Regions from separate parts of the Homo sapiens genome. Here region 1 is linked to region 2. A link is an interaction called in ENCODE POLR2A ChIA-PET data of the cell type or tissue named here. Cell type or tissue: MCF 10A. All regions are shown on one strand. Links, peaks and the distances in the headings refer to the core of each region. The heading gives the core; the rest is flanking DNA.

What was found. Peaks named below come from ENCODE experiments on the same cell type or tissue, not always from the same donor. Only the 100,000 strongest peaks of a DNase experiment are listed, where the experiment ranks them.
Region 1: POLR2A ChIA-PET joins it to region 2 with 5 read pairs; 2 of 35 experiments call an interaction of 5 or more read pairs at or near these places.

The regions. Positions count from the first base shown.
Region 1 is chr3:105,394,074-105,410,477 of GRCh38, reverse strand. The region is part of intron 1 of ALCAM (activated leukocyte cell adhesion molecule); the gene reads right to left. Among named protein-coding and RNA genes, the nearest start is that of ALCAM, 35 kb to the right of the region's middle. RefSeq lists an enhancer at 7,260-8,459. In MCF 10A, for the core only: no CTCF peak of the experiment used is centred there; a DNase peak (open chromatin) is centred at 7,767.
Region 2 is chr3:105,524,691-105,540,927 of GRCh38, reverse strand. It overlaps ALCAM (activated leukocyte cell adhesion molecule), which reads right to left. Exons shown (of 16, transcript NM_001627.4): 4 at 8,862-8,926; 5 at 7,238-7,325; 6 at 6,083-6,265; 7 at 826-953. Among named protein-coding and RNA genes, the nearest start is that of ALCAM, 170 kb to the right of the region's middle. In MCF 10A, for the core only: no CTCF peak of the experiment used is centred there; a DNase peak (open chromatin) is centred at 12,767.

The DNA of each region.
Region 1 (16,404 bases), core at 5,827-10,826, 130 kb after region 2:
ACTCAGAGTGGTACTACATAAAGACTCAAACATACACACGTACATGAACAAGAAATGGACATTAACTCTTCTGACTTACTTCACCTTAAACCAATTCTAATTTTCAGATAGATTTTACGGTAGATGTCTTGGTAGACACTACCTTTTTTCCTCTAATTTAAGACAATTTGTCTTTGTGGTTATTAAGGTGGCCTAGCCAACCTGCCTTTCCCATTGTGCTAATTCTGGGTGACCCATATTGGCAATCTTGGAGACAACCTACAAATAGTATGGGTAGTCAGGTGGTTCTGTTACAGCATCAAAAGATGACTATGAGAGTAAAATAAAACCAGCACTGTAAAGATACAAGGGCCAAATTCAAGTTCCGGTTGGTACTCCTATTTTTAAAGATAGGAATAAATGTCATGACACATTTTCCCAAACTCACAGAATGTACAACAGCAAGCGTGAACCCTAATGTAAGCTATGGATCATGGGTGATAATAATGTGTCAACGCTGGGGTCATCAGTTGTAACAAAGTACCTCTCTCATGGAGCATGTTGATAATGGAGAAGGCTATGCACATGTTGCAAAAGGGGATATATAGGAAATTTTTGTACCTTTTGTTGAATTTTGGTGTGAATATAAAACATCTCTAAAAAATAAAGTATATTAGAAAATACAGATCAATCTGGCCCAAACTCGTTGTTTAGCTCCTATTGGCAATATATGATAAAATAATTCATTGATTGTTAGGACAGGAAATTTCTTTTCTTTTTAATTTTTTTTTAATTTCTATAGGTTTTGGGGAACAGGTGGTGTTTGGTTACATGAGTAAGTTGTTCAGTGGTGATTTCTGAGAGTTTGCTGTGCCCATCACCTGAGCAGTGTACACTGTACCTAATGTGTCATCCTTTATCCCTTGCCATTCCCCAGCCTTTCTCCTGAGTCACCAAAGTCCAATGCGTCATTCTTATGCCTTTGCACCCTTATAGCTTAGCTCCCACATATGAGTGAAAATATATGATGCTTGGTTTTCCATTCTTGAGTTACTTAACTTCGAATGATAGTCTCCAATTCTATACAGGTTGCTGTGAATATCATTATTTCCTTCCTTTTTATGGCTGAGTAGCATTCCATGGTGTGTGTGTATATATATATATGTCACATTTTCTTTATCCACTCATTGACTGATGGACATTTGAACTGGTCCCATATTTTTGCAATTGTAAATTGTGCTGCTATAAACATGCATGTGCAAGTATCTTTTTCATATGACTTCTTTTCCTCTGGGTAGATACCTAGTGGCGGGATTGCTGGATCAAATAGTAGATCTACTTTTAGTTTTTAAGGAATCTCCACATTGTTTTTCCATAGTGGTTGTACTAGTTTACATTCCCTCCAACAGCATAAAACTGTTCCCTTTTCACTGCATCCATTCCAACATCAATTATTTTTTAATTTTTTGATTATGGTCATTCTTCAGGAGTGAGGTGGTACTGCACTGTGGTTTTGATTTGCATTTCCCTGATAATTAGTGATGTTGAGCTTTTTTCCTTATGCTCATTGGTCAATTGTACATCTTCTTTTGAGAATTATCTATTCATCTCCTTAGCCCGCTTTTTGATGGAATTGTTTTTTTTCTTGCTGATTTATTTGAATTCTTTGTAGATTCTGGATATTAGTCCTTTGTCAGATGTACAGATTGTGAAGAGTTTCTCCTACTCAGTGGGTTGTCTGTTTACTCTGCTGACTGTTCCTTTTGCTGTGCAAAAGCTTTTTAGTTTAATTAAGTACCAACTATTTACCTTTGTTTTTGTTGCATTTGCTTTTGGATTCTTGGTCTTGATGTCTTTGCCTAACTCAATGTCTAGAGAGGTTTTTCTTATGTTACCTTGTAGAATCTGTATAGATTCAGGTCTTAGATTTAAGTCTTTGATCCATCTTGAGTTGATTTTTGTATAAGGTAAGAGGAGAATCCAGTTTCATTCTTCCACATGTGGCTTGCCAATTATCCCAGCACCATTTGTTGAATAGGGTGTCCTTTCCCCACCTTATGTTTTTGTTTGCTCTGTCAAAGATCAGTTGGATGTAAATATTTGGGTTTATTTCTGGGTTTTCTATTCTGTTCCATTGTTCTATGTGCCTATTTTTATACCCGTATCATGCTGTTTTGGTGACTATGGCCTTATAGTACAGTTTGAAGTAGGGTAATGTGATGCCTCCAGATTTGTTCTTTTTGCTTTGGCTATGTGGGCTCTTTTTTTGTTTCATATGACTTTTAAGTTTTTTTTTTCTAGTTCTGTGAAGAATAATGGTGGTATTTTTGATGGGAATTGCATTGAATTTGTAAATTGCTTTTGGCAGTATGGTCATTTTCACCATATTGTTTCTACCCAACCATGAGCATGGGGTGTGTTTTCATTTGTTTGTGTCATGTATTATTTCTTTCAGCAGTGTTTTGTAGTTTTCTTTGTAAGGTCTTTCACGTCCTTAGTTAGGTATATTCTTAAGCATTTTATTTTATTTTTTGCAGCTATTGTAAATCAGGTTGAGTTCTTGATTTGATTCTCAGCCTAGTCACTGTTAGTATATAGCAGAGCTACTGATTTGTGTACATTAATTTTGTGTCCTGAAACTTTGCTGAATTCATTTACCAGTTCTAGGATCTTAATAAGTCTTTAGGATTTTCTAGATATATAACCATATCATCAGCACACAGTGACAGTTTGACTTCCTCTTCGGATGCCCTTTATTTCTTTCTCTTATCTGATTGCTCTGAATAGGACTTCCAGTATTGTGTTGAAAAGAAGTGGTGAAAGTGGGCATCCTTATCTTGTTCCAGTTATCTGGGGGAATGCTTTCAACTTTTCCCATTCAGTATGATGTTGGCTGTGGGTTTGTCATAGATGGCTTTCATTACCTTAAGGTATATCCCTTCTCTGCCAATTTTGCTGAGGGCTTTAATAATAAAGGGATACTGAATTTTGTCAAATGCCTTTTCTGCATCTATTGAGATGATCATGTGATTTTTGTTGTTAATTCTGTTTATGTGGTGTATCGCATCTATTGACTTATGTATGTTAAACAATCCCTGCATCCCTGGTATGAAACCCACTTAATCTTGGTGGACTATCTTTTTGATATGCTGTTGGAATTGGTTTGCTAGCATTTTGTTTAGGATTTTTGCATCTATGTTCATTAGGGATACTGATCTGTTGTTTTTTTTTTGTTGTTGTTGCTGTTGTTGTTATGTCCTTCTCTGGTTTTGGTATTAGGGTGATAGTGACTTCACAGAAGGATTTAGGGAGGATTCCCTCTTTCTCTATCTTTTGGAATAGTGTCATTAGGATTGGTGCCAATTCTTTGAATGTCTAATAGAATTCAGCTGTGAATCCATCTGGTCCTGGACTTTTTTTTGTTGGCATTTTCTTTTTATTACCATTTCAGTCTTGTTGCTTGTTATTGGTCTGTTCAGAGATTCTGTATCTTCCTGGTTTAATATAGGAGGGTTGTATGTTTCCAGGAATTTATTCGTCTCCTCTACATTTTCTAGTTTATGTGCGTAAAGGTGTTCATAGTCGTCTTGAATGACCTTTTGTATTTCTGTGGTGTCAGTTGCAATATCTCCCGTTTCATTTGTAATTGAGCTTATTTGGATTTTCTGTCTCCTTTTCTTGGTTAATCTTGCTAATGATCTATCAGTTTTATTTACCTTTTCAAAGAACCAGTTTTTTTTTTTCATTTATCTTTTTATTGTTTTTTGTTGTTGTTGTCGTTTAAATTTCATTTAGTTGTGTTCTGATCTTAGTTATTTCTTTTCTTCGGCTGAGTTTGAATTTGGATTGTTTTTGTTCCTCCAGTTCCATAAGGTGTGACTTTAGATTGTCTATTTGTGCTTTTTCAAACTTTCCAATGTAGGCATTTAATGCTATGAACTTTCCTCTTAGCACCACTTTTGCTGTTTCCCGGAGGTTTTGATAGGTTGTGTTGTGGTAGGTCAGCTCTCACTAACAGCTGTTTCAGTATTGACTGAGTGGTTAAGTTAAATATTAAAAGCCAGTGCCCTTATACAATGGCTGGGATGTAACAAAAAGCCCATCAGGAGTTTTGCCTAGGCCTTTCCTGGGCCTTAAAGCATGACAAAATAACGAAGGAATTCTTAATAGGACCCATTTAGGACTAAAGTTTTATTGTGGGTCTAAAGAAACTTCCCAGACCTCCACAAACAAGTTTATTGGGGGTCTGAAGAACTCCTCAAACCTCCATGATTTAGCAGGAGACAAGATAAGGGTAATTACCCCAGTATCTGGACCCATGTAGATTAAGTAAGACATTTACTGAGGCTCCAGAGCAAGGTCTTCAGGACTCAGACCTTAGTTACAGATTAAAAGAAGTTGATCACTGTGTCTTTAGGCGAATGCACACTTACACATAGACATATAGCCTAGAAAGTATATAAGCTCTGGAAAACTTTATAATTTTGAATTGGTCTAGTGATAATTTCCAGGTCTTCTCCCTGTAACCGGTTACAGAAATAAAAACTCTCTTCCTCCCCAGTTTATCTGCATCTCATTATGGGGCTGTGAGAAATAACAGCCCAACCCTCAGTTTGGTCCGGGAACAGTGTCACTATTATCATTCAATTAAATGAATTTTTAAATTTCCATCTTGATTTTATTGTTGATGCAATGATCATGGAGGAGCAAGTTATTTAATTTCCATGTATTTGCATGGCTTTGAGGGTTCCCTTTGGAATTGATTTCCAATTTTACTCCACTGTGGTCTGAGAGAGTACATGATATAATTTTGGTTTTCTTAAATTTACTGAGACTTGTTTTGTGGCCTATTATATCATCTGTCTTGGAGAATGTTCCATGTGCTGATGAATAGAATGTATATTCTGCAGTTGTTGGGTAGAATGTTCTGTAAATATCTGTTAAGTCCATTTGTTATAAAGTATAGTTTAAGTCCATTGTGTCTTTGTTGACGTTCTGTCTTGATGACCTGTCTGGTGCTGTCAGTGGAGTATTAAAGTCCGTCACTATTATTGTGTTGTCATCGATCTCATTTCTTAGGTCTGGTAGTAATTGTTTTATAAATTTGAGAACTCTTAGGTGCATATGTATTTAGAATTGGGGTATTTTCCTGTTGGTCTAGTCCTTTTATCATTATATAATGTCCCTCTTTGTCTTTTTTTTTTTTTTTTTTTTTTTTTTTGAGACGAAGTTTTGCTCTTGTTGTCCAGGCTGGAGTGCAATAGTATGATCTTGGTTCACTGCAACCTCCACCTCCCAGGTTCAAGCGATTCTCCTGCCTTAGCCTGCCAAGTAGCTGGGATTACAGGCATGTGCCACCACGCCCAGCTAATTTTGTATTTTTAGTAGAGACAAGGTTTCTCCATGTTGGTCAGGCTGGTCTCGAATTCCCGACCTCAAGTGGTCTGCCTGCCTCGGTCTCCCAAAGTGTTGGGATTACAGGTATGAGCCACCCCACTGGGCCCCCTCTTTGTCTTTTTTAACTGCTGTTGCTTTAAAGTTTGTTTCGTCTGACATAAGAACAGCTAATCCTGCTTGCTTTTAGCGTCCATTTGCGGAATATCTTTTTCCACACCTTTATCATAAGTTTATGTGAATCATTATGTGTTAGGTGAGTCTCCTGAAGATAGCAGAAACTTGGTTGGTGACTTCTTATCCATTCTGTCATTCTGCATCTTTTAAGTGGAGCATTTAGGTCATTTACATTCAATGTTAGTATTGAGATATGAGGTACCATTCTATTCATCGTGCTATTTTTTTTCCTAAATACCTTGTTTTTTTTTTCATTGTGTTATTGTTATATAGGTCCTGTGAGATTTATGCTTTAGGGAGGTTCTATTTTGTGTATATTGAGGATTTGTTTCAGGATTTAGAGCTCCTTTTAGCAGTTTTTGTAGTGCTGGCTTGGTAGTGGCAAATTCTCTTAGCATTTGTTTGTCTGGAAACAACTGTATCTTTCCTTCATTTATGAAGCTTAGTTTCACTGGATACAAAATTCTTGGCTGATAATTGTTTTGTTTAGGAGGCTAAAAATAGGACCCCAATCCCTTCTACCTTGTAGGGTTTCTGCTGAGAAATGTGCTGTTAATCTGATAGGTTTTCCTTTGTAGGTTACCTGATGCTTTTGCCTCACAGCTCTTAAGATTCTTTCTTTTGTCTTGACTAGATAACGATGACTACATGCCTAGTCAATGATCTTTTTGCAACGAATTTCCCAGGTGTTCTTTGAGCTTCTCATCTTTGGATGTCTAGATCTCTAGCAATTCCAGGGAAGTTTTCCTTAATTATTCCCTCAAATATGTTTTCAATACTTTTAGATTTCTCTTCTTCCTCAGGATCACCAATTATTCTTAGGTTTGGATGTTGAACATAGTCCCAAACTTCTTCGAGGCTTTGTTCATTTTTTTTCCATTCTTTTTCTTTGTTTTTGACAGATTGGGTTAATTCAAAAGACTTGTCTTTGAGCTCTGAAGTTCCGTCTTCTGCTTGTTCAATTCTATTGCTGATACTTTCTAGTACATTTTGCATTTCTCTAAGTGTGTCCTTGATTTCTAGAAGTTGTGATTGTTTTTTATTTATGCTATCTATTTCACTGAAGAATTTTCCTTTCATATCCTGTATCATGTTTTTTATTTCATTAAGTTGGACTTCACTTTTCTCTGGTGGCTCCTGGATTAGCTTAATAATCAACCTTCTAAATTCTTTTTCTGGCAATTCAGAGAATTTTGTCTTGGTTTGGATCCATTGCTGGTGAGCTGATATGATCTTTTTGGGGTGTTGAAGAAACCTCTTTTGTCGTATTACCAGAATTGTTTTTCTGATTCCTTTTCGTTGGTGTAGACTATGTCAGATGGCAGATCTGGGATTCAAGGGCTGTTGTTCAGATTCTTTTGTCCCACAGGGTGCTCCCTTGATGTGGTGTTCTCCCCCTTCTCCTAGGAGTGGGGCTTCCTGAGAGCCAAACCGTCATGATTGTTTTTGCTCTTCTAGGTCTGGCAACCCAGTGGAGCTACCAGCTTAGGCTGGTACTGGGGAGTGTCTGCAATGAGTCTTGTGATGTGATCCGTTTTCAGGTCTCGCAGCCTGCTCCGGTGAAGGTATCAGGGGAGTGAAGTGGACACCATAAGGGTCCCTGGTTGTGTTTTTATTTAGTGCACTGATTTTGTGTTTGTTGGCCTCCAGCCAGAAGGTGATGCTTTCAAGAGCACATCAGAGCTGGGTGTGGCGGTTCACACCTGTAATCCCGGCACTGTGGGAGGCTGAGGTGGGTGGATCACCTAAGGTCAGGAATTCGAGACCAGCCTGGCCAACATGGGGAAACCCCGTCTCTACTGAAAATACAAAAATTGGCTGGGCGTGGTGGCGGGCATCTGCAATCCCAGCTACTTGGGAGGCTGAGGCAGGAGTATCACTTGAACCCAGGAAGAAGAGGTTGCAATGAGCTGAGATTGCACAATTGCACTCCAGCCTGGGCAACAAGAGCAAAACTCCATTTAAGAAAAAAAAAAAAAAAAAAAAAAAGCGCATCAGCTGCAATCCTATAGAGAAGATGCAAACTTGCCCTAGGGACACCTGGTTAAGTATTCAGGTTTCTCAGACGGTGGGCAGGGCTATAGGGCTCCCAGGAGATTATGATCTTTGTCTTTGGCTACCTGGGCAGGCAGAGGATGACCACTAGGTAGGGGCAGGGATAGACGTGTCTGAACTCAGCCTCTCCTGGGCAGAGCTTGCTGTGGCTGCCATGGGGGATGGGGGTGCAGTTATAACTCCAATGGAGTTACATTCCAAGGGGGATTATGGCTGCCTCTGCTGAGTCATACAGGTCTCCAAGGAAGTGGGAGAAAGCCAGCAGTCACGGGCCACACCCCGCTCCCATGCAGCCTGCACACCTAAAGGCCGGTCTCACTCCCACCATGCCCCACCAACAGCACCGAGTCTATTTCTATGCAGCAGGTGACCAGGGCTGAGAATTTGCCCCAAACCACGAGACTCCCCATTGAGAAAGCAAGCTGACTCACAGTTTTTCAGCATCTCATGGAGCCTGCAGCAGTGATACAGTTCCTTCAAAGGGTCTGTGGATTCTCTCTGCTTTCCTGGTATGTTCCTGCTGTAGTTCTTGGAGCAATGGTTCACAATGAATCTCCACACACTGCTCTGTCTGTCTGAGTGGGAGCCACAAGCTAGTCCTGCCTCCTATCCAACATCTTCTAGTTGCAATATCGACATTTCTAATAATATGACAAAGTATCTAGATTTGGCACATTTCTTGATGGAATATTTCCATTGAGTATAAATGAAATCACTATATTATCTAAGAGTAAGCTGTTTTATTTACTTTCTGTATAAGCCTTATCTTGACATCTATGATGGGGATGTTTGGTAAAGCTTCATGATTGTTATTTCTATCACTCACTTTGCTTCCTGTTTGTCATCATTCACTACCCCAAGTTGCTATTTTTCTTCTCTGTTTTTTTCAAGCAGTCGTTTGCAATCATGGCTACACATTAGAATCACTTCTAAAGCTTTTAAACAATACTAATGCCTGAGCCCCAAGTCTAGAAATTCTTATTTCATTGTCTGTGGTTAGACTCAATTATTCATATTTTCAAAACTTCCAAGATGATCCTAAGTGCAGTCAGGGTTGAAAACCACTAGTCTAGAGGAGTTTACTTTGCTTCAGAACACCTAAGTCACATGGACATTCCTTAATAATGAGAAAGACGGGGTCATTAAAAGGGCTATACTATGGGGGTGGCAACTTTACTCAACTTCTTCAACTTAATATGAAGAAGTCTTTCTAAAAGAGTCAGAATGATTTAAAACAAATTTTAGACATACTACAAGTTCTACAAAGGCAAGGACTCTATCTATCTTAGTGATTATTGTATTTTCAGGTGTTGGTAGTTCCATGCTGATAACATATAAACACTTGATAAAAATTTACTGGATGAATGAATGAATAAACAACCGCACTGAGAGCAACCATGAGCTTAGTGGAAAATACAGCGTATTTCTTGTGACAATGCTATCTGACTATTATCTTCTCCTGAACATTTTGTACTGCTCCTCTACTGTGCTGCTCCTGTGTCTCAGCCCCTAAGGAAACTTCCCAAGTAGTTGTGTATAGGAGTCAGCAAAATTCGTAAGATTCAGTGGTGATCTTTCAAATACTAGACGTAAATTACAGAGACAGTACATAATTTCAGTTTTTATTTATTGTCTACTTACATTTATTTCTATTCCACACAAAAGGGGATCATCAGCTACTAAGGTGTGGGTGTTCCTTGTGGAATCAGTAGCCAATTTCTAAGAAACGATCAATGCCTGTAGCAGTTCCTTGTTATGCACTAATCTAGGTTCAACTTCCATGGAAAATACACTTCTGGTATAATTCTGATTGTCCAGAGTTTGTTTGCTTTTCCTTTATAATACAGTTTTGCTTTTCTTTAATAGTAAGAGTCTTTAGTAATAGTTCGATTCTTGAGTGCCTACTTTGTGTACAAAATGCTTTAATACACATTTTTAAAATTTAATTATGCCACTAACTTTATAAAACAGGTATTACCTTCCCCATTTTACAGATGGGAATTAAAGTATCCAAAGACTGATGTAACTTTCTCAACGGCAAATGACTAGCTGGTAACTGAGTAGAAATCTAATCCCTGGTCTACTTAACCCCATCTCTGAACAATAGATTAGTTTCTCTTCTCTTCCCTCAACCAACAAATCCCACCACCACTTCCAACACAACTACCATCATTCCATCTTCAGGGAATCTTACACTTGAGTGTTTAGTATTTCTTCACTTCTGTCTAGAAAGAGTTCTTCTCTTTACGTATGTCCTGAGGGTCTTTTACTCATCTCTGAACCTGAGACTAAAAAATGTTAAAAATTCTTATTATTACTGTATTACTCTTCTAAATTTATAGTATTCTAAAATGACAGTGGTAAAATCATTATATAAATGCAAATGATACATTATGCTCAGTCTATTAAAGTTCTCCTTCACAGTATCAATGAATAAAATTAAAATTTATTTTACATTTCTTTTACAATATTTCATACCTGCAAAAATGAAGATATTAGGTTTCTGCTTATTATTTATAAGTTAAATGACATATTAAATGATGTTTGCAGCAGATTTTTTTAAGGCATTTTTCAAAACCTAATAGTAAAGTATCTGTTTTATCAATGGCAGATTAGAAGCTTTCAAATACTTTACCCACAAACATGCTATAAGAAAAATACTTTATCATCTTCTTAATGACCCAAACAAGGGCTATCTGCTTTTCTCATTCTTCCTGTGTATGTTTAAAAGCATCTATGCCCTTTTATCAGCCTTAACAGGACAACGTAGTTAACCCTTCCAACTATTATGCTTATAACCTCAATTATTTAAAAACAGGTAGGGACAACTTATAAAATCTGTATATAACAATAAAGGTATTAACAAGTCAGTGACAGAAAGTAGGTGATGATAGTCAGGGATGGGGTAAGGAAATTTAGGACAATGTTTGCTACTTTTTAAGAACAGTTTTTATACGAAGGGATGTAGGCTGTCTGCTAACCAAGTTAATCTTAGCCAGTGGGTAAGAATGCTCTGTATTCTAAGGCCAATGGTGACTGCTGAAAAAGAGCCAAAGTTTTCCAAACAGAGTGGCTCTTGTTGTCTTTGTGGGAACTGACTGGCTCTTGGATTTTCCAGGGAGGGCAGGTTTTCATGGTTTGAGTGGTCAGAAAAGGATAGCCTGAAAGATTGGTCAAAAAACATAAAACCATCAGGATATAACATTAAACCATTAAGAGATTATGAAATTAGCATTAGTTACAGTAACTGGATATAGTCTTTTGCTTATTTCATTCACTTTTTTTCATACTGAAATCTGATAAGAAATTAAAAGAATTGTAGACAATAAATCTAGGCCTAATATGTGTATTTATATGCAACAATATACATTTATTGCCACTAAATATTCCCTCTTAACTACTCTGAATTGCTTTAACTAGTTATTTGATATATGGGTAATAATAAAATTTATATTCTGATGTAATATGACATTTTGATTTATACTTTCAAACTTACAAAGTTTAAAAGGAAAGATGAGTATTGTAAATATACCAACAATCACTGCACTAGCTTTTAGAAAGGTAACAGGCATGCAATTTCCTTGAAACTAAAGTGTAAAGAAAAAAAATAGGTCAGCAAATATTTACTGAAATTTGCTGGGTACGATGATGCATACAGAAATGATCAGTGTCTGAACTATATCTGAATAATTTCTGTTAAAACTGAAATGCAATTATTTTTGAAATGCAAAAGACCACCAAACTCAAGTAGCATTTTAAAAAAATGACAAAAATCAGTTGCAGTCTGTGTTTTAAAGGAATTTCAAATATGCCTTATAAGAAATTCACATTAGGGGCTGCATTTCTATGTATTTTGAGTAAACTAACCAAAGTAACTTAAGATTCACAAGGAAAAGAGATGAGAGTAGAACAAAATAAAAGAAGTGTGAATGTAGTAAAAAAAAATCAAAGAAAAGGAAGAAAAGGAAAAAAAAAAGCTTATGAGTCCTAGAAGGGTTAGAACACTTTTTTTTTCTTGCTCTTGGCAGAAGGAACAAAGCAACAAGCAATCTCCAGTGCTAAGAAAAATGTAGACATGAATTAATGGTGATTAGAAATTGGTAAATATTACCAGCTTCTTTATAAATGGCTCTCCTAAACATGCTATGGTTAATGGTTTAGGGTACAAAAGATATGACCAAAGCAAAAGCCATAAAAGAGGCTTTTATACTAAGGAAATAATTTATACAATAAACACAAGTGTAGTCATTCCAGCTGGCATGCTGCTATCCATCTTAATTATTGCAATAAATGAACCACTGGCCATCACATTTAAAAGACTATGGAAAACTGGATGGCTACCAAAAGATCAGAAAGAAAAGCTTTATGTTAAAATAAAGTGATGATTAAATTGAAAATCAGGCCATAATACTGATGATACATTTTCACTAGGCTAAATAAGGTAGCATTATCTCTGAAAATTATATTTACTTGACCTCGTAAATTTCTCAGTAATTTAAGAAGCAACTATATAATTTGTGCACTATCCACATACCAGATTGTATTTACAGAAAGCATTTTTTCTTCTGAAAAAAAATGAAAGAGGGGGAGCTGCAGTGGGCATGCATGGGTCAGCACAGCATAGGCTAATTGAAGTTTTGGTATATAGACAGCACTGCCTCCTCTAGGACAGCTGTTCTCAAAGTGTGGTCCCAGGACTGGCAACATCAGCAACATATGGGACCTTGTTAGAAATGCAAATTTGGAACCCCACTTCAGAAATACTGAATCTGAAACTGTAGATGTCAAGCCCAACAACCTATGTTTTAACAAACTCTCCAGGTGATTGAGAGGCACGTGCAAGTTTAAGAACCACCATTCCACCAAAACAAAAGCTTCATAGGACCATGTTTTCTTTATCACTGCATCCCTAGCATCCAACTTAACACAGTAGCTAACCCATGGTAGTCACTCAACAAATATTTGTTGAATTAATTAGTTAAGAAAGCTTTTATTAAAAAGTGGATTTAAAATGATATTCTAAAGCATTATTTTACATATTTTTAGTGTTGTCAAATAAATAATTCCATTTATCAAACAGAAGTTCAATTTTTTTAAAAGCTTCATTTTATTGGTTCAGTTCTTATTTGCATTTAGTCAAATTATATTTGGAAAACAAAGTGTTCTTTAAAAAGGTATGTGACAATCATTATACGTAAATAGTTTAGAATTTCTGGATGAGTGGTTAATTTGTTGTGTTTCGTTGTTATTGAAAATTGGAGGGAGGGTTATTTGAGGAAAGCTTGATCATGAAAAATGGAATCTACTACCTATTCATGAATATATTATGTTATGTTAAATAACAAGAAGTGATAGCTATAAGTTTAAATTGATATGTTTAAATCTATTATCTCTATACTTGGTATAAATTATTTTTTAAATTTAGTCACCCATTTAAACTTAGAGTTATCACTTTTTGTTATTCAACATAACATAATGTACTTACATAATTTTGAATTACAAAGCAACTCAAGCACTTTGACTAAGTTTACTTCATATATACATGTGTACAACTTGCAGAAGATACACTTTATTTTTCAAAAGTAATGTTTATAAGGAATAAACAAAAATCAAAACTTAAAACAATAGTATAATATTTATCTGTAAAGCTTAAACTCACATTGCCAGTTAGATAAGGGAACAAATGCCAAGAGAAAAATTTATTAATCTCAAAAGGCAGAGTAATGGCCTCATCATTTCACAAAGCACAATTTCAGGAGACACACTTTATTGTATTTCTTTGTGTGAATTATAAACTTTAGTAGAAAATGGGAAATAGGCAAAGTAATACATTTTAACTGTAGCACACCAATTGATATAGCCTCGCAAAAAAAGGTTATTTTGAAAAATTAATTCAATTCATCTACAATAGGAAACCTGTCACCATAAGCTGAAATTGGATAAAAGTCCACAGATAGTTAACACTTTCATGCCACCTAAAAGTATACATATGCTTTTTATGAAAAATTACTATCTCACATGCTAACATTTAACAAAGGAACTATAAAACTGCTAAGAAATGAATCCAGAGGCTATGGTCTTTGGAAAGGTATGGTAACCTTTAAGAGGGCAATCACTTTTTCCTAAATACTACTTGCAGAGTTAACCATCCCAATAATCGCTGACACCATGAACATCAAGGACAGACAGAGGACTGGGCAGTAGGGAAGCTATGGTTCCACAATATTTTTACTGTTAGATAGTAGATATTGCTGAAGAATGTCCAAAACTTCATTAAATCTACTAGAAATTAATTCTACTTAAAAACTCAATTTGTACTAATGCTTTTGTTCATCCTTTGTTTCTACCTTTTAGGAAGAAGTCCAGTAAGTTTCTAGTAATCTTGTCCCGTTTCTCAGTTTTGTCTCTTTCTCCAGATTTGAGACATTGCCCAATCAATCCCTGTGCTTTTCCAAGTTCAGTTTTGCCCTTTGAGTCTGATCCTTCTTTCCTTTTGGCTCCCACAGATATTCAGGTCTCTTCTATTTCAAAGATTCTCAGGAAGATCATACCTCCTAGCTCCTAAACCTCCTATTTCTCTCCTTATGATCATCACTAAGCTCCATTCTCTGTCTTCACTGTACTCCAATGATTTGCACAGCAGCCACATCCTTGAATTGTTGAATATAGATACAGTATTTTACTCATTTATTCAGCACCACGGTTATAACTTGCTTATGATGAGTGTCTAATAAATATTAATTTAATTAAGCAAAAAATGCTATAGTAGGCAGTTATTATTGTGCTTGCCCAGTCTACTTTATTAGCACATCCCAAGGCTTCTTGAAATTGCACAGAAACCTATCAAATTCCCCTCCTCCAATGTTAGTTGACTGGTCCTAAATGGACACCTGACCCAAGCTAAGCCAATCAGAAACCTTGCCCTGTGAATTCAGAACTAGGCAAACTATGTTTATTAAATGGAGGAGAACTCAATCCAGGAGACATGGGCTGCCATATGGCCTTAGAATCAAAATGGGATAGTCTTCAGAAAGAGAGAAGGCAAATGAAAAGAAAGAAGAGCTGAGGAATTGAGACAGACAGAACTGATAGCCTTCATGCCCTTAATTTAAATTCGTTCTTGAGATCTAAGTCCTAGCTTCATTATAGAGATGCATATCTTACTATAGCTCTGTTACAGAGACTTCTTGTTCCCTCGTTATATATCCCCCATATTTGCTTAAGCTAGATCCTGTTGATTCCTGTCATTGCAATAAGATATCCTAAATAACATGGTGTCATAAGTCATATTGAATTAATTGCTTTTAACTTAATAGTAAAAGAAAAGCATATTTTCATGGGAATAATCTAAAATGGAGAGCTGATGTAAAAGAATCACTTGACATCAAATAGAAAAAATATGTCACATGAGTATACATACATAACAATTTAGTAAGAAAACATCTCTGGATATAAGAAATAAGAGCTCATTTGTTGCTGTGAATTTCTCTATTTCTGTGTACTCTCCAAGGACAAAAAACTCTTGAATCTTCATATTATACTTTATAGGATTACAGTGACACTGTATGAAACATCCTCCTGAAAAAGTTGCATTGAAGATTGTACAACCTGAAGAGTAAAAACATATTCCATTGTGGTCACTAAATATATATTTTAATGGAAAGATCTTGAAAGGCCCAAAATAACTGCCAAAAAATTTTAATACCAGAAATCCTTTGTTAATAAGTTGGCAGGGCGGTCATTTGATGAAAAGTCAAATCATACATGTTGATTAACTTAAGATAAACTTTGAGAATAAGTTTATGGCATGAGGTACATGCTTTATTTACTGTGCTTACAGTTATAAAGTTAGAAATTACTCCGTGAAATACAGTCATTATTACCTTGCTTGCATTTTATTTCACCAATTATAAAACTACAACTACTTTCCACATTAGTAGAAAAAATGAATATATACAACCAAACCTTACAGGTCTGCTATAATAGGCTCAGAAAAAACAAAGGCAATTTGTGTAAGCTACTGAATTATCTAAAAAATTTCCCAAAATATAGTCATTGGTTTGCCATGCTTGTTTTATGGCTGCAGTTAATATTAAAATGGAAAAAGAAACCACCTTTCTGCCTAAACAATTTTGCAGATGTCAATAAATCTATAGATTGCAGGAGAAAATTGGAGTTGTGTAGTACTAAACACAATTTAACTCTGAAATTAAAAAAATATTTTCAGGAGTAGTTTATGGAATATATTACATGTCCTGTGTTTTCCCAAAAATAGTGAAAACTTGTTAAAATTCCTTTGGGACATAGGTCTGATTTATAAAGCCAGACTAGCTGGAAGGCATCTAAGGAAATCCCTGCAGTTTTGGTAAATGTAAATAACAACAAAGAAGCAGAGACATTTCTATGGGCCTGTTGAAAAGAGAACCAGGGATTCAGAAAAGCCTAGGCACGTGGGAGGAAATGCAGTCATTTCCAGATCATGACGTGTTTGCTCTGCAGGAGATAAGTACCTCAACATGCCTATGCTTCCCTCATCCCTCGCATGTCCCTTCCGCGTAGCTATGTATGTCCTTCTCAGACACAGACATACATAGGTAGTGAGTCATATGTCAGGGAAACACATAGCAAAGTAAAATGCGAAGTAAACAAAATTAACCGATTACTTTAAATTATTTTGTATTAGTGGATTCAATTGTCTAAGAATAAAATTTTAATCTTTTCAGCTTTAGGAGGCTTACAGGCTGTTACCATACTTAGTCAAAGTACTATAGTACTTGGCTACTAGTGAAAGTACCATAG
Region 2 (16,237 bases), core at 10,660-15,659:
TAATTCATTGGGAGAAACAAAGTTTTCTGTCAGCATAAAGAAATTACTTATACTAGTCTTCTGAATAATGTAGTGAATGACATTCTTAAATACTATTGAGTACTGTGGTAGATGAAATTTGTAAGCACAACCCTGCAGTAAATGCAGTATTGAGTTGCATTATGGCTTCCCTCAATGTGAAAGTGATGTCAAACACAAAGATATGCGAGAGCAAACAGGCATCCTCAGAGCGAGCTCTCTCCTTGTCTGCTTCCAGATCCTTATGACATGCAGAGCACATCCGAGAGGAATTTTCCAAAGTATCCTCTATGCATATCATTTCCTTCAGCTATGATATGGAGAAAAGTTGAGGAAATGGCATTTCAAGATTATACATAATGACCAAAAAAGAGCCATAGCATTATCCTAAATATAACGTGCAACAGAACTATCCCTACTTCTGAGGGTTAGAGGTGTGTTCGGGGCAATGTTGTGGGCAGATTTAGAATCCACATCAGTTCATTCACTGTCATCAGTTTTCATTTTGTAGTTATCTGCTTCTGAGGAGCAGATTCTTAAAGTTTATTTGGATAATTAAACTTTAAGTTTTTGCAATTATGGTTTCCTGTGGTTGGCTTTTTTTTTCTCTTTGTCCTTGAAATCTCTCAGCATTGAGAAAAAAGGCAAGAACAGTGGCAGGTGCAGAAAAAGCTTCCACGTGACATTTTATAGGTGGCGTCTCTTGTCTCCAGCAATAACATTTTTTCTCACTTAATCTATCCATGTAGAAGTCAAACAACAGGAAAAATGATAGTCATCCAACTGAAGTAATACTTAAGCACTTACTGGTAAGTAAAACAAAAATTCCTCTGGGGGAGGGTTGCCATTCCCTAAGCATTTAAGAGTGATGTTATCCCCTTCTTTGATGGCATTTTTTGGTGGCAGCACTTGTATTGTCACCTGCTCTGTAGGATCTGTAAGAGTTACAGACACAAGTTAACCATTTTTGTCAAGTACCGAATTACTCTGTGCATACAATGTAAATGACTAAATTATACATAATTTTCTCAAGAAGCTAGTAATGGTAATTGCTTAAATATACCTTTTTATAGAAGGATTGAAGCTAATAGCTACTTGCTATACAAGTACTAATCTTAGGGCCAACTACAAAGAAACCCTGTTACATAAAAATCAATTTCTTCTTAGCAAAATGTCTTTAACTGAGGTAGGAATGGTGGTAATTATTTTATGTATAAAAGACCATAGGAACAATCAAACTGCATGGCTTTATGATAGGGAAATTTAATTATATATTATATGAATCTTATAGTTTGGAAGGACAAAAATCAGCTAGCAAATAGCTAAAGCTATTAGATGCCACTGTACTCATATTGCATGATAATACTTCATATGAAATAAAAAGAGGAGACATGAGCTAAACAACACCAGCGAGGATTTCGGCATGCAGGAGAGAAGATCTGCTTAAAAAAAGATGAATCCTATGAACTGAGGGAGAACCTTGACACAATCAACAGGACTGTAAGTGTATTGTAATTTTGTCCTGTTCATTGGAGCCAAGATGCAACTTTCATTCCATTTTGGTCAATTTATGGAGAAAATAGGGCTAAAGGGTATGCTTCAGCACTCAATAGTAGAATGCTAATGAAATTAAATGCTGGATACAGTGAACCATATCTAGCAAACAGGAAATAAAATGAAGTGGTGCTGGCAGTTAGAAATGATCCACTAACCTATCCATTTGTTATGTTGCTGGATAATACAATGAATAATAAATTTTGAAATCATATAATGCAAAGGTATGTTTTATAGAATGTTTTCCACAAGACTTAATAATTATTGAGGCATGTGTATATATTTCCAAACTGGTGGCACTAAAAATTATCTATGAAAACCTATTTTTTTTATTAGCTAACAAGTGAAATGAGTAAGTTATACTTTTGGAGGCTTTGTTCTATCTCTTGCGGTCATTTATTTACCTTTCTATAGATAAAGTGCAGATAAAAAAACTTAGAAGTTTGTTATAGATTGTTTCTTTGCCTTTTCTCTATGCTTGGGCATCTCTGAATACTTGTCCAGTACATTCTGAGGTTAAACGGTGATTGATTTAATACATTTCTTATTTGTTTTTCTGGATTTGCCTGAAGTAGTTTCCTAACCAGCAGTTTCCGGTGAGGTTGAAAAGTAAATAAAATCTGGTTTTGGTGCCCTGCTGACCTTCCGTTTCCGGGCCTCTCTTGCTTTTCTTACTTGGCCCTTCTCTGACTAGTGCTCATGTTTGGCCTGTGGCATGTCACTGTGGCACATCTCTGATCAAGGTTGACACAACAGAACAGCCAGGGATGGCAATCTCTGACTTCCTTCTCTATTTTAAAACTCCCCTTCTCTGTGTTCCCTTTTCAATAGGCTCCGCTTTGTATTAGAGAGTCATCAAAGGGTTAATGTAACACATTTGCGTTTTGACAGTAACTCTCTGCATGTCCACTAACGTGTTTACCTCAAAGTTAAGGATCCCTTGCTCTGCGTTTGCCCCTGACTTTGAATTTTACTCTGCCCACTAGTAAATCATCATTTTGCCCATTGCCCTGGCTTTCTCCTTTGCCCTCTCTTATCCATTCAGTCACCATGTCTTGATGATTAATACTTTACAATATATTTTGGGTCTGATTCTCCCCTTCTATTCTCACTAACACTTCCCTAGTCCATGTCCTAATTAACCTAAACTTGAAGCAATGCCATCAAATTTCACTTGGTTCCTCACCTTGAGTCTCCTTCCTTTTGATCCTTTCATATATATTTCCTCTGAATCTGTTTTCTGAAGTAGCGCTTTGAATATTACAATGATACTCAAAATCTGTTACACATTCCCAACATATGAAGATTAAAAATAAAAATTCCTTAGCCTGGTATCCACAATTTGGCTTGAACCCAGCTCAAGTGAGAGTCTTCTCTCTTACTCTGCTACATAAACCCCTACAAAATAACCAAAACTGTCTGCTGAAATTTTCTTTTCATGTATTTATTTATCCTACAGTCCTTCTTCATTTATTCATTTGTTTGGCATCTATATTGTGCAAGCCTTAAGTGCTGGAATTAGGAAGTTGAAAACCCTGCCTCAATGAACTTTTCCTCTATTTGTAAAGACACCAAACTTAATAATTAAGAGTATGACCACATAAAACCTGCATATGACACAAGCATAGGGATCCTGGTAGCCATCATTACATGAGACTAGGAAGCTTCCTGGAGGAACTGACCCTGGAGCTGGGTTTTGACACATAAATGGGTATTTGCTAAATGATAAAGGTGGGAAAATGACAGCATATGCATAGGCATGTAAGTATTACTCTACAGAAGGAATCTGGAAAGTAGAACAGACCACAGTGGATACAGGCAGTGATGAGGGTTGAGACATACTGTAGGACCATGGCTAAAACGAACTCAAGGCATACTGCAATTGGGGGAGGGGGAAGGATATTAATCTGAGAGCTCTGGGGAGTCACTGAGAAGTTTTTGTCACATTTGTGTTTTAGAAAAATATTTCTGGCAGCAGTTTGGAGGGCAGTTTATTTGGGGGTGAACAGAGAATGGTGGGCAGACAAGAGAAATACTATTTTGCAATTCATTGGAAAAATACTACTTTGAAATCCATCGCAGGAATAGAGGCAATGAGGAATGGTGGCATAAACGTAGGCAGTGTCAGAAGGCAGAAATCAGATCAAAACAAAGATTAAAGAGCTAGATTCTCTAAAACCTCGTTACTGATTGAATAGGGTAAGAAAGGAGTGGACTGGTGCATTTTTCTCAAGCTTTCTCAAGATGAATTGGCCAATTTTTTTTTCTTGAAATGGACTCGTCTCTCCTTTCCATTTAGCACTCTTCTTCTGTTCTCTGAAGTCTTCCTAGAGCAGTGGTTCTCCACTCGTAGTCCTCAGATCAGCAGCATTAGCACCATCAGGGAATTTGTTACAAATGCAGAGTGTCAATCACCGTCCTATACCCACTAAATCAGAAACTCAAGGCCAGGGTGCAGTAATCTGTGCTCTAACAAGTCCTTCATGTTCTTCTGATTTACACTACAGTTTGAGAACCACTGTCCTTGGGCACCTGAGCCCTCAAGACTCTTAATACTGAGTTCCTAAGACTTTTACCCTTACAACCTTGCATTGGCAATTTCCTTCTGATGTAGGTGTCTTGTTTCTCTACTGGAGTAGTACACTCCTTGAATGTGAGGACTGTCTTAAACTGCTTCTTTGTGCTTCGTGTTTTCACCATGAAGCCCACTGTGGCTTCTTAAAAGCCATGACAAGTGCACCTTACACAGCCAGCATGATAAAATCATTTTCTTCGTATCCATTCAAGAACTTCTCCGTCTACCCAACTCTGCATGCCTCATACTCACAGATATTTCTATTCTTTCTGAAGCCAATTTCCCAATTCTTATTACTTATCTTGATGTTCTCTCCTGTGTTGTACACCTACACTTACACTAATATGGTTTATTTCCAATTGAATATTTCTAACAGAAAGAATTCTGGGCCGGGCTTGGTGGCTCACACCTGTAATCCCAGTACTTTGGGAGGCTGAGGTGGGCAGATCACCTGAGGTCAGGAGTTCGAGACCAACCTGACCAACATGGTGGAACCCCACCTCTACTAAAAATACAAAAATCAGCAGGGTGTGGTGGCATGCGCTTCTAATCCCAGCTACTTGGGAGGCTGAGGCAGGAGAAGCACTTGAATTCAAGAGGTGGAGGTTGCAGTAAGCTGAGATTACGCCACTGCACTCTGGCCTGGGCAACAGAGTGAGACTATGTCTCACACAAAAAAAAAAAAAAGAAAGAAAGAATTCTGCCTTCACCTAAAAAAGTTTGATTTTAGATAAGCTATACATAATGAAATATTAATTTCTTGGGTTTAAATCAAGTTGAAACTTATTTCCCAAGTTTAAGGCAAAACTACCTTTTAATATTAGGGCAACTTTGGAAGAATTTCACTTTTGTTCTCATATAAGATATTGTGCCCTAGGGAACCAAAAAAAGAAATGTAGGTGAGGTGATTCTTTCGAAAGGCTCAGCAGGCATTCCTGGCTTTTCTCTAAAATAGATGTAGAAGTGCTAGGTTACTGTAGAACACATGCCAGTATCACAAAAATTTTAGATAAATTAATAATAAGAAGAAAATCCTTTATTGCATTTTCCCCCCAAATATCTTCAGCTCTATGTTTATATTGTGATAATGACCATATAATAATAATAATAAAGTACTTAATAATGACAATTTAATGTGTGATGTAGCATGCTATTTTTGATTTGTGATTTCACTTACTCTCTATAACAACACTATCAGTTAGGTATTATATTTTTCCCATTTTAAAGTAAGAAAACTGAGATGTAGAGTAATTAAGCTACTTTTCAAGAAATGGTAATTGATAATGCTGGGACTAGAATTCCAGAATTTTTGCTTCTAATCATTAGATTATCTTGGCACCTGTCTTACAAGGAAAGCACAGCAATGGAGAAAAAGATTCTATTCTAATATCTACAGCTAATTTAGGGCAAGACTCTGTGCCTCACTTTACTAACTAAAATAATGAAGTTAGAACAGATGACCATGAAGATTCCTTTGTAGACAAATACTCTGTTTCAAATACACAATTTAGTTAAGTAAAATGTCTTGTAATACAACATCCTATCAAACTTATGCAATTGATCTTATTATTAAAATAAATTTCTTCATTAAAATGGTAATCTCTTATTTAGAAAGCCAGTTAAAGTCTATATTTGTCTGTCATTCATCCAGAAAATAAGTTATAGATCTTATCTTTAAAGAACTTAGTGTGTAGTGGAATTCAGAAGAGACACTCATAGATAAAATGTAGAGAGTGAAAGATATTATAGGATGGATAAATGTTTATTCATGCTATGGTCTCCTAAAGAGGAAGAGATTATTTGGGTGCCATCAATTTGGGGTGCAGACTGGAAGCAGAATTCAAAGAGTAATTGGATTGGGACCTCAAAGATTAATAGCATTTGAATATTATTTCTAATACATTAAATAGCATAATTATATATTGAATTACTTACAGTAAATATCAAATACTGCCTGTTCAGAATGAATTGTTTTCTGGCCAGATGGTCCATAATATGTCACCGAGCAGGTGAATGGCATTTGTATGTCAGCCTTGGTTGTCTTGTACTCCAGGGTGGAAGTCATGGTATAGAGCTGAGTCACTGGGTCCATTTCCTTTTTAAAAATTATGACCACCGCTGAAGAAAATAAAGAACACTGATGATAGGGTCTTTCATCTGACAATCACAATCCTTAACGAAACAGCACCACACCTTTGAGAAGTGTTTTTTTTCCTTCTAACTGTATTCAGCAGGAGAGAAAATTGACATGTAGTGAGGTTAGATGTCGTTTCAAAACCGTGAATCAGAGACACAGAAATAGAATCCTGGAATCCCTTTTCCCACTCACTTAATTAACTTCTAGATCATGCCATATACAGAAATTATTTCCTCTGCTCTTGATTCTTCTGTACAAGGGCTGAAAATGATGTTTAAAAAATCATGTATTAATTTAGTACATACTTAAAGTAACAGAGCATAAGAGTCATAGCTCAAAAGAGGGCAACATATTTAGATCCTGAATAGTTTAAAGCGGGGGTCTCCAACCTCCAGGACTGGTATGGGTGCAAACAGCAGGAGGTGAGCGGTGGGCAACCACAAGAAGCTTCTTTTGTATTTACAGCCACTCCCCATGGCTCACATTACTGACTGAGCTCCTTCTCCTGTCAGATCAGTTGTGGAATTACGTTCTTACAGGAATGCAAATCCTGCTGTGAACTGCACATATGAGGGATCTAGGTTGCATACTTGTTATGAGAATCTGATGCCTGATGATCTGTCACTGTGTCCCATCACCCCTAGATGGGACTGTCTAGTTCCAGAAAAACAAGCTCTGGGCTCTCACTGATTCTACATTATGGTGAGTTGCATAATTATTTTGTTATATATCACTATGTAATAATAATAGAAATAAAGTACACAATAAACCTAATGCCTGTGAATCACCCTGAAACCATCCCCCCACCCTGATCCAAAGAAAAATTGTCTTCCATGAAACCAGTTCCTGGTGCCAAAAAGGTTGGAGACCACTGGTTTAAAGAATACCTAGAACAAAGAAAGTCAGAACAGGTCCTCTGAATGTACTCCCTGTCCTCCTGCCCTCACACCCACCTCCTTCAAGGGGATGTAGCACTTTTCCATTCCTGTACCATGTGATATTGCCATCTGGATAACTGTCTTCTGAAATGCAGTCACCCAACTGCAAAATAAAAAGGCAATGTTATTACCTTGGTTCAATCAGGGGCTGTCAATTTGGAAACTCCAGAAACTCAGGCAATGCAGAGTTATTCCAAGGGTTTCTTGACCCGTTTATTTTCCAACACTGACCAAAGACTGAATACATGCTCTCTGGTATAAAAACAATGTCTTTTTAAGACCTTTTTAACAATTTATTTGAAAATATACTTTTGACGATTTTTAAATGTGCAATAGATGGTGTCACTATTATAAAATCACATTCATTTGAAAGCATTGCCAAATTCATTTTGACACTATTCATTTTTAACATTAACCAAATAACATTACTCTATTAACACTGACTATTACCATGAATCATAGATCTTCATACGGAAGAATAATTTGGTGTTAAAATGGGGCTGTGTCTCCAGTTTCATACTACATATATTTCAAGAGGATATACATTATCATGCTCTATAATTCCCCTCACTTTCTTTAAATGTATTTTAACTTTAATATTTGGTATTCATCAAATAATTTTATGCAGTAAAATTTAATATGACACAAAGAATGTAGGACTTGGGTTTCCATCTCCCAACAAAGGAAAACTTTGGTATTTTAGTTACATTATTATTCAATATGGAACTCCAACTTTGTCCCCCACTTTAATACAGCTTCCCTTCACATATCTGCTAATGTGTTGTTCGAATCTGATCTCACCTCTTTACTTCAATCTTTCAGTAGCATAATTTGCCAACAGAATAAAGTCCAAACTCCCTATTTAGTATGTAAGATTTGTCATGATCCAACTTTTCTTTGCCTCTCCAGATTCATCTCTTTCTATCCTTTCTTGTTTTCTGTCTTGGCACCCAGTTTCATCAATGCCAAAATTTGCTGTTTCCCAAACACACCGTTCTCTTTCACATCCTATTATTTCATATTGTTGGAAAGCCATTTCTACCTTTGGCTTGGTGAAAATCTATTCATCTTTCATCATTCTCTCTATATATTTTTTCTACACAGGGTCTGGCTCTGTCGTCCACAATGGAATGCAATGGTGCAAACATGGCTCACTGCAGCTTTGACCTCCTAGGCTCAAGCAGTCCTCCTTACCAAGCATCAGCCTACCAAGCAGCTGGGACCACAGGCATGTACCGCTATGCCCAGCTAACTTTTAAATATTTTTTATAAACAAGGTCTTGCCATGCTGTACATTCCTGGGCTCAAGTGATCCTCCCACCTTAACCTCCCAAACTGTTGGGCTTACAGGCATGAATCATGCTAACTGGCTTCATCCTTCTATTAAACAATCCATTAATTCAAATGAGAAAGACTCCTCTTTTCAGAAATGACCCCACCTTCCTTGATGTCCTCATGGTTACCTGAGACTGTGAGCATGTTGTACCCTCTGTGCCTTGTAGATAATTTCTGATTGGTAGCTGCAACACTGTCATCTCCACAAGAGCAAAGCCTTTCTTACTTGTCTTGGAATGTAAGGTCAGAAGAAGGCACTTACAACACTGGCTAAATAAAGGTATTAATCAAAAACAATTCTTACCTTTTTTAGCTGCTCTGTTTCGAGAAACAGTGCTTTGCTTACAATTTCAGGTTTAGATGGTTGCTCTAAAGTTAAGCAGAGAAAGATTTTAAGTACATATGTAAGAAAAACGGGACTTCTGTGATTTGATTCACAGCAAAAACAATTCATTTACTCAATACAGAAGAATAAGCAACAGAATAAAAATAGATTTCGTTATACAATCTGGATTTGGGGAATCTATAGGTCTACCCCTTCAAATATTTATTATCTTAAATATTATTTTCAGTGCTTGTAATTCCTTTGAATAAAATATAAATAATGCTTTCTGAATGCTTTATAAATAGTGAATATGGATTTGATAGTGAAACAGGGGCTAATGTCCTATATAGGATATATTGTCTCTAATTGATTACCATGAGCACTTCTTACTTATCAGTAACTTCCAGCTCATTAACTGAAGACATTAATTTACATGAACCAGAATCACAAAGATACTTGTTTAAAATTCAGATTTCTGAGCCCTATTTGGCCTACTGAATCAGAATTCCTGAAAAAAAAAAATCCCATAACTCTACATTTTAAACAAGTTTCTAGGGGATTCTCAGTCACCATAAAGTTTGAGAAACACTGTTCTAAAATCATGGGAAATAGAAAGCAAGTTAAGGAATTTATAAACCCAAATTTCTGAAATATCTCTAACTTTACCTCTTAAGCCAAGTCACAATATGAAAGTGTAAATGTGAGAAAATCTTTCAAATGTGGAACCTGAGATGATGGACAAAAACATTTTAAATATAGGTAGTTCTAAGAAACATAAATTTTAATAAAGACTTCAGGAGCAATTGATTAAAAGTTGCAGCAACAATTTATTATTTAAACTGATTTTAAGTTATTTTATTCTTAGCTGCTATTTTCTATCAATGATGGATTTTGCGCTTTTTAAATAGCTCCAACAATTAGTTTACACAAAAAGTATATTGCCTCATTGTCACTGATGTTTGTGAGTCTCATGGACCAAAATTATTCTATTTTCTTATAAGCAAATGTATTTAAACAATCAGCTACTTTTTCTTTTATAGTCTTATTGTTTACCACCTAATACTTTTAATTTTGATTACCAAACTAAACTAAATTGGCTTTTGTATAATTATTACTCAATTTGGAATTCAGTTATTAGACATGTTACCTCCCTAGATCATTATAGAAAACAGGGAAAATGACAAAATGTCTCTGCGGTAGCAAAATGGATATCTTTAGATTATATGAGAAACAAATGTAACCTTCTTTAGGTTAATATCTAGAGTTAATTTCCCCTCATAAATATGCTTTACATGAGATATTAGAATAATGAACAAAAACAATAAATCCTCCCATGTGTTGAACTCATGCTCTTTAATTATAAGAGGGCCTACTTAACTATTAATTCTAGAAATATAATTCCACAAATACAATTTTCACAATGATGATTTCTAGTTTCCAAAGACACTGATTGGGAACAAAACATAAGCAAGATAGAACAATAGAAAAAATAAATATAGAAAAATAGGAAGACACAACAGAGAAAATTAACATTAACACAAACTAGAAGTGACACTTGACTACCTGATTGGTAGGATAGTGACCATAAAATGATAAAAAGTTGACCAAGAAAAAAAAGCTTCTCAAAATAGACACCAGTTTCTGGGAAACATATTGTGTGGGGGTTAAAGCCTTTCACGTAAGAGTAAACCTTGACATTATCACTATTTTAATAGAATGTTATTAATGTTCATAATTGGAACTCTGATTTATTGATGAAACACTGAATCTTATTTGGAATCCACGTTTTAAAAAGGCAAATATCTAATACATTTGAGAGAAGAATGCATCTGAAATATTTAAACAAAAAGAAAATTCTTGGGGTGTAAGTAAGTCAAAGTTTTCTGGAAACTGAAATCAGTTATTTAGTGACACCCTCTCTGAGAGCTCAATAGATGTAATACATGCAGTTAATTTACGTGGCCAATGAAGAGTCAAAATGAACAGAAAAAAAAGGTCAAAACATTCTTAGTTTCTCCTTCAAGAGTACTATGCCTGGAATATGTGATGATATTTGACAATTCTCCCCATAAATTTAGGTTCTAAATAGACAGATTTGGTGGGTCGCTTTGCCAAGTTTCACTACTTTCCAGTTCACCAAAGTAAAATATCCAGACTGTTGTGCACATACTCTTTCTCTAATAGAAAATGTATAACTTTACTTTGCTTTGTAAACCCTGTAATGTTTTATCAATGCACCCATAATCATAAACACTTTGTATTTCAGTGTTTGGTCCTTTACTCATGGTCATGTGTGTTTTGTTGCCATAAATGCTTTATAAAATTCCTTATTTTTTCAATGAAATGAAACTGTAGCAAACCTAAGGAAACCTGATGAAAGGATGTTTAAAGCTTAATCCTGTTTACATTATGATTCGTCTTTCTATTTGGAAAAGAGGGTCACAGTGAGTATTGTGAATGTAATGGTAATACTTATTTCATTTTCCTGAGTTATTTTCTCCTTAAAGGTTTGTTTTGAGTCCTCTATATTAACTATGTATCTTGAATGTAATTTTCTTTTATATTAGGTTGTGACAATTGATGAGTATTAGTTGGAGGACCATAAAAGAGGACATGCACTATTTTAGCAAAATTGCATATTGATTCCAAAGTGTTAAAAAATAGTCTATGTGAATTATATCTTAACATGATTCAAAGATTCATAACCAAGTATAGAATTGAAGGGAAAAGCAATGCTACAAATTTACTTGCATCATTAAAGTAATTTAGTCAAGGGCAATGATTTAAGCCAAATTTTGCTTCTGAGTCTTCTTGGCTAAGTTTCTCTAAATCATTCAACTGAATATTTATCAAATGGAAAAATCATGCCTTTGTTTATTTTCTTTTTTTGCTGACCTGGCTATCTTAAGTAGTTAGAAGCTATATTATAATAGGGCCACACTATGGTAGCTTAAAATTATAGAATAGGGAGATTAAAAATATCTTACAGTGTTTATTCTAAATCTGATAGTATTTTACAAGGTGTGTGTGTGTGTGCGTGTGCACGCATGTGTGTGTTGGAGACAGGGGCAGCTGATATTCATGGCAACATGTAGTATGTGCCAGTATCTTGAACAATGATATATAATGCTAAGACTCAAATGGTTTCGGTTTGTAATACTTTTGTTTTAAGCTCAGGGGTACAAATGCAGGTTTGTTACATAGGTAAAGTTATGTCATGGGGGTTTTTGTACAGATTATTTCATCACCTAGGCATTAAGCCTAGTACCTATTAGTTATTTTTCCTGATTCTCTCCCTCTTCCTACCCTCCTCCCTCTGAAAGGCCCCAGTGTGTGTTGTTCTCCTCTATGTGCCCATGTGTTCTCATCATTTAGCTCCCACTTATAAGTGAGAACATGCAGTATTTGGTTTCTGTTCCTGTGTTAGCTTGCTATGGATAGTGGCTTTCAACCAAGTAAATTGTAGGGCTTTCACTAATACCCATTAAGGGCTGATCATATATAGTGAAAAGTTAAGCTACATGTAATATTTAGTGTCAATTAAAACATTTCATAAATAGTGCCCTTACTTTTCCCTCTACTTTTCTTTTTGTTTTATATCATCTGCAGTTATACAGGAGATTTTATAGCTGGAGAAGAAATTGTGGTAAGGGGCTGGGGAGTGGTCAGAAAGAAATATACTGAAATAGACAGCTCCTTTTGTTCTAATACCCAGACTATTGCTAGTAAGAGCTATGAACATTAGCCTTCAAAGAATCTAAAAATCAGCAACCTACTAAAATGTATATTTTTTGGCATGTAGCCAGCTCACAGCAAGGTGAGAATGTAGTGAAGACGGCACAACTGCTCTGTATGACTCACAGTGTTCTAGTATTACTATAAAAACCCACACATAGGATAGCTCAATTTAATAAGAGAGGAGAGCAAGTGAAGGCAGATGCAAATGGTCGTGTTGACTCAAAACGGCTCCTCCCAGTACTTTGTCAGCAATCACCCCTCATAAATCATGAAGTACTTTAAGCCAACTACTGTGAGCAAAAGGTATCTTTTATATTTAAATAATCAAAATGAAATATCTGGTGTAGATCTCATTGTTAAACAGAACATTTTCTGCTTCCTCCCCCCTCAATGCCCCCCAAAATTTTACTTTTAGGTTGAATGACTTTTAGGAGGAGGGTGAAAGCAAAGACACTTAATTTTGATAAAGCAGTCAGAACAGTATCCAAGTGGGAGGAATCCAAATAAAAGCTCTGAAGTACCTCTGTGTGAAGCCACTAAACATGGCCTATCATCATCATAAGACCTGGTCCATATGTACCACAGAGCAGACTCTATGTCTGCAATACCACAGAGCAGCACCAGAGTAGACTAGACTTGCAATTAGCACAGGGTGTGGTTTTCAAATTTTTTTTAGAGCTGGAGCAACTCCTCTGTTTTCTTTTTTTTTTCATGAACAAATTATCATGAAAAACTTTGAAATGTTGAAATAGACTGAAGCCTCACTAATCAAGTAGAAATAGCTCCTTACCTTCCTCAACTGTCTTCATTAACTCATGAACAAGATCCTAGCATCAGAATGGGAAAACCTCCCGTCTCATCCAAAGTATTCATTTTACTGATGAGGAGTGAATCTTAGCCCCAGACTGGTGAGGTGACTTGCCCAAAGTCAGAAATTAGCAGCAGATCTCATAAAGTAAGTTCTCCTGGTGACCCGCTCAGTGACTGCTCCATCTCACCAACAGCCTTCTGGCTCTCTGGGTACCCATTTGACTTCTAGACCTTTTTCACAATCACTAGAACGAATCTTTGGGCACCTTTAAAGGCTGACACTTGCTTCTGAATGGTTTTATTAACCTCAAATGTGCACTAAATAAAAACACAGTTTGATTTTGATGCCATTCAACTAAAAGAAAAAAGCTGATTAGTGGTGACTAAGAATGCCACTTATTTGGATTTGGGCTGATTCATAGGTATGATTTCTTGCATATGAGGAATAGCTTAAAATTAAACAAGCAAACCTGCATTAAAGATAGCAAGGTCATTTGCCAGGGGCTGTAGTTAGAATAAAAACAATTTGACTTAGCTCATGAGGATGGCAATCAGCAGCAGCCTGATCTGAGACTGGCTCCCATTAACCACACTTGATTCTATGGTACACGGTGCACGTTGCTAAGTGATTCAACAGAGGGAAACAGAGGACTGATTGATGGGCTTAGTAACTCTTAAGTGACTGCAATATACACATGCAGAGAATGAAAGTCTCCCTGTCACAGCTGCTTTTTGCTTCACAGAAAGTGACCCAAAGTAAATTCATTGAAAACAAAACAAAACAAAAAAACAAACCAAAGCCCCTATATGTTTTTTGTAAACATTGTCTTTATCATAAGCTTTGCTGTTCATTTTACTGGATTTGGAGGGTCTCACGATTTCTAGCATAAAACACCATTTTCAAGAGTGTGTAACTTGTCTATGTAAATTCTCCCTGGCCCACAGCCTGGAATGCAAATTCTGTTTCTGAGAATCACTTTGTTTTCAACAACATCAAAAAGAGAAGGGAGTAGGGGGGTGTTGGCGGTAGGTGGGGTGTGAGTTTGTTTTCACAATAATAGAAATTCCCTGTATTCCAAATCAGCTGATAAATTTTATTGAATTAGGCCAGCTGAATTTTTTTCAGATTTCTGAAAAAATCAGATTTGGCCTGATTTACAGGTATGATTTCTTGCATATGAGGAATAGCTTAATGTTTTTTTTTTTTTTTTACAAAATGTTTTGAAAACTGTCACAAATAATTCTTCCAAATGAAACAAACTGAATTTTCTCAACTCCCTTGTATATTACCATCTCAGTGTAGGAAAATTTTAACACCTTAAAAATGAAACCTGACAATGACAAATTAATACATATAACCATTAGAGTGCTGTGACTTAACCTCTGTAGCTACTGTGGTCCATTTTTGATGTCTGGTTATATTATGACATTATAACTATCACCAAAAAACTTTTTGATTACTCGCTTTAGAAAAGTGTCCTGAGCAGTGCACTATTCATCTTTCTAATAACATGAAAGTGAAATAGAAGAAAAGAAAAAAATACATGGGCCACTGGCAAATGCAGGATGCAGACTATTTGGGATGTTTTATGGAAACAGGCATGACTGCAAACACTTGGTTTGCACTTGGTTTGATTCATACAACGATCGAGAAGTGTGGATGGTTTCTGGAAAGTGCCTTCTAAGCTGAAAGGTAATCAACTGAAACATGTAATATGCTCTTACAAGGTTCTTCTAGGGAACAAAGGTTTCCTTTGATAGTATAAGCATGCTTTGAATCTGCATCATGAGCCCATAGGAGCTTTGAAGTCCGTATAAATACTTGAGGGACAGACCTACTTAGTTGCATAGGCTATTACAAGAGAAACAGGAAAAATCCATAGTTACTTGCTGTAGTTGGAAGGCCCTCTGGGTTTCCTTCTTCCCTATTTATTTTAATAATTTCTAAGCGCTGTCAAGTTATCAGAAAGCAGAGGGGAAAAAGTTGTAAAGTGAAACCTTCTTCCCTAATTAAAAAAGACTGAAAGACTGGCATTCTGAAACTTTTGAGACCTGTTTCGTTCCCTGTAGTGTCTAAAATATTGTGAAGTAATAGAGGCGGGACTTTTTATTTGAGTTTTAAAAGATGAAATACTTTAATTATAACTTCTCAAGTCATTCATTTGCACAGTTATTTGCACAGTAACATTAACTATATGCTATCATTAGGCAAAGTAATTTTGTCATAGTGACTATAATTATTCCAAGTTTCTTCTACAATTTTCTCTTCTTCCATCACTACTCTACTTTCTCCCCTTGGTGTATCCCACATAAGCATTCAGGGTATAGTGAGTTTTTTTAATTTTAGGACAATTTTCTAAAGCAAGTGAATACTTTTTGAAATCTAAATCAATAACCAGTCAATAAAGGTCAGGATGGAAATGTATCTATATCTCTAATATATATAATATATAAAATATTTGTATGTGGATATATATGGGATATTTATATATGTGGATATATATAAATGGAAAATTTATACCTCTGTTAAAATATAGTTTGAATTTGCTTATATTTTTTTATTATGCAGCAAAATGGCAATTTCATTTGGTTCAGCCAAATACATGTATATGTATGCGTGATATACATGATTACATATATATCATATATCTATGTATGTATCACACAACACTTATTTGTACATGTCAGTAAAAATTAAGATCACCTGCTAGTTATCAGTAGTAGTACTTCATAGCTCACGACATTTTTACATGACAAAGTAACAGAGAATATTATTTTAGTTCCTCACTGCAAATCTCCTATTTGAA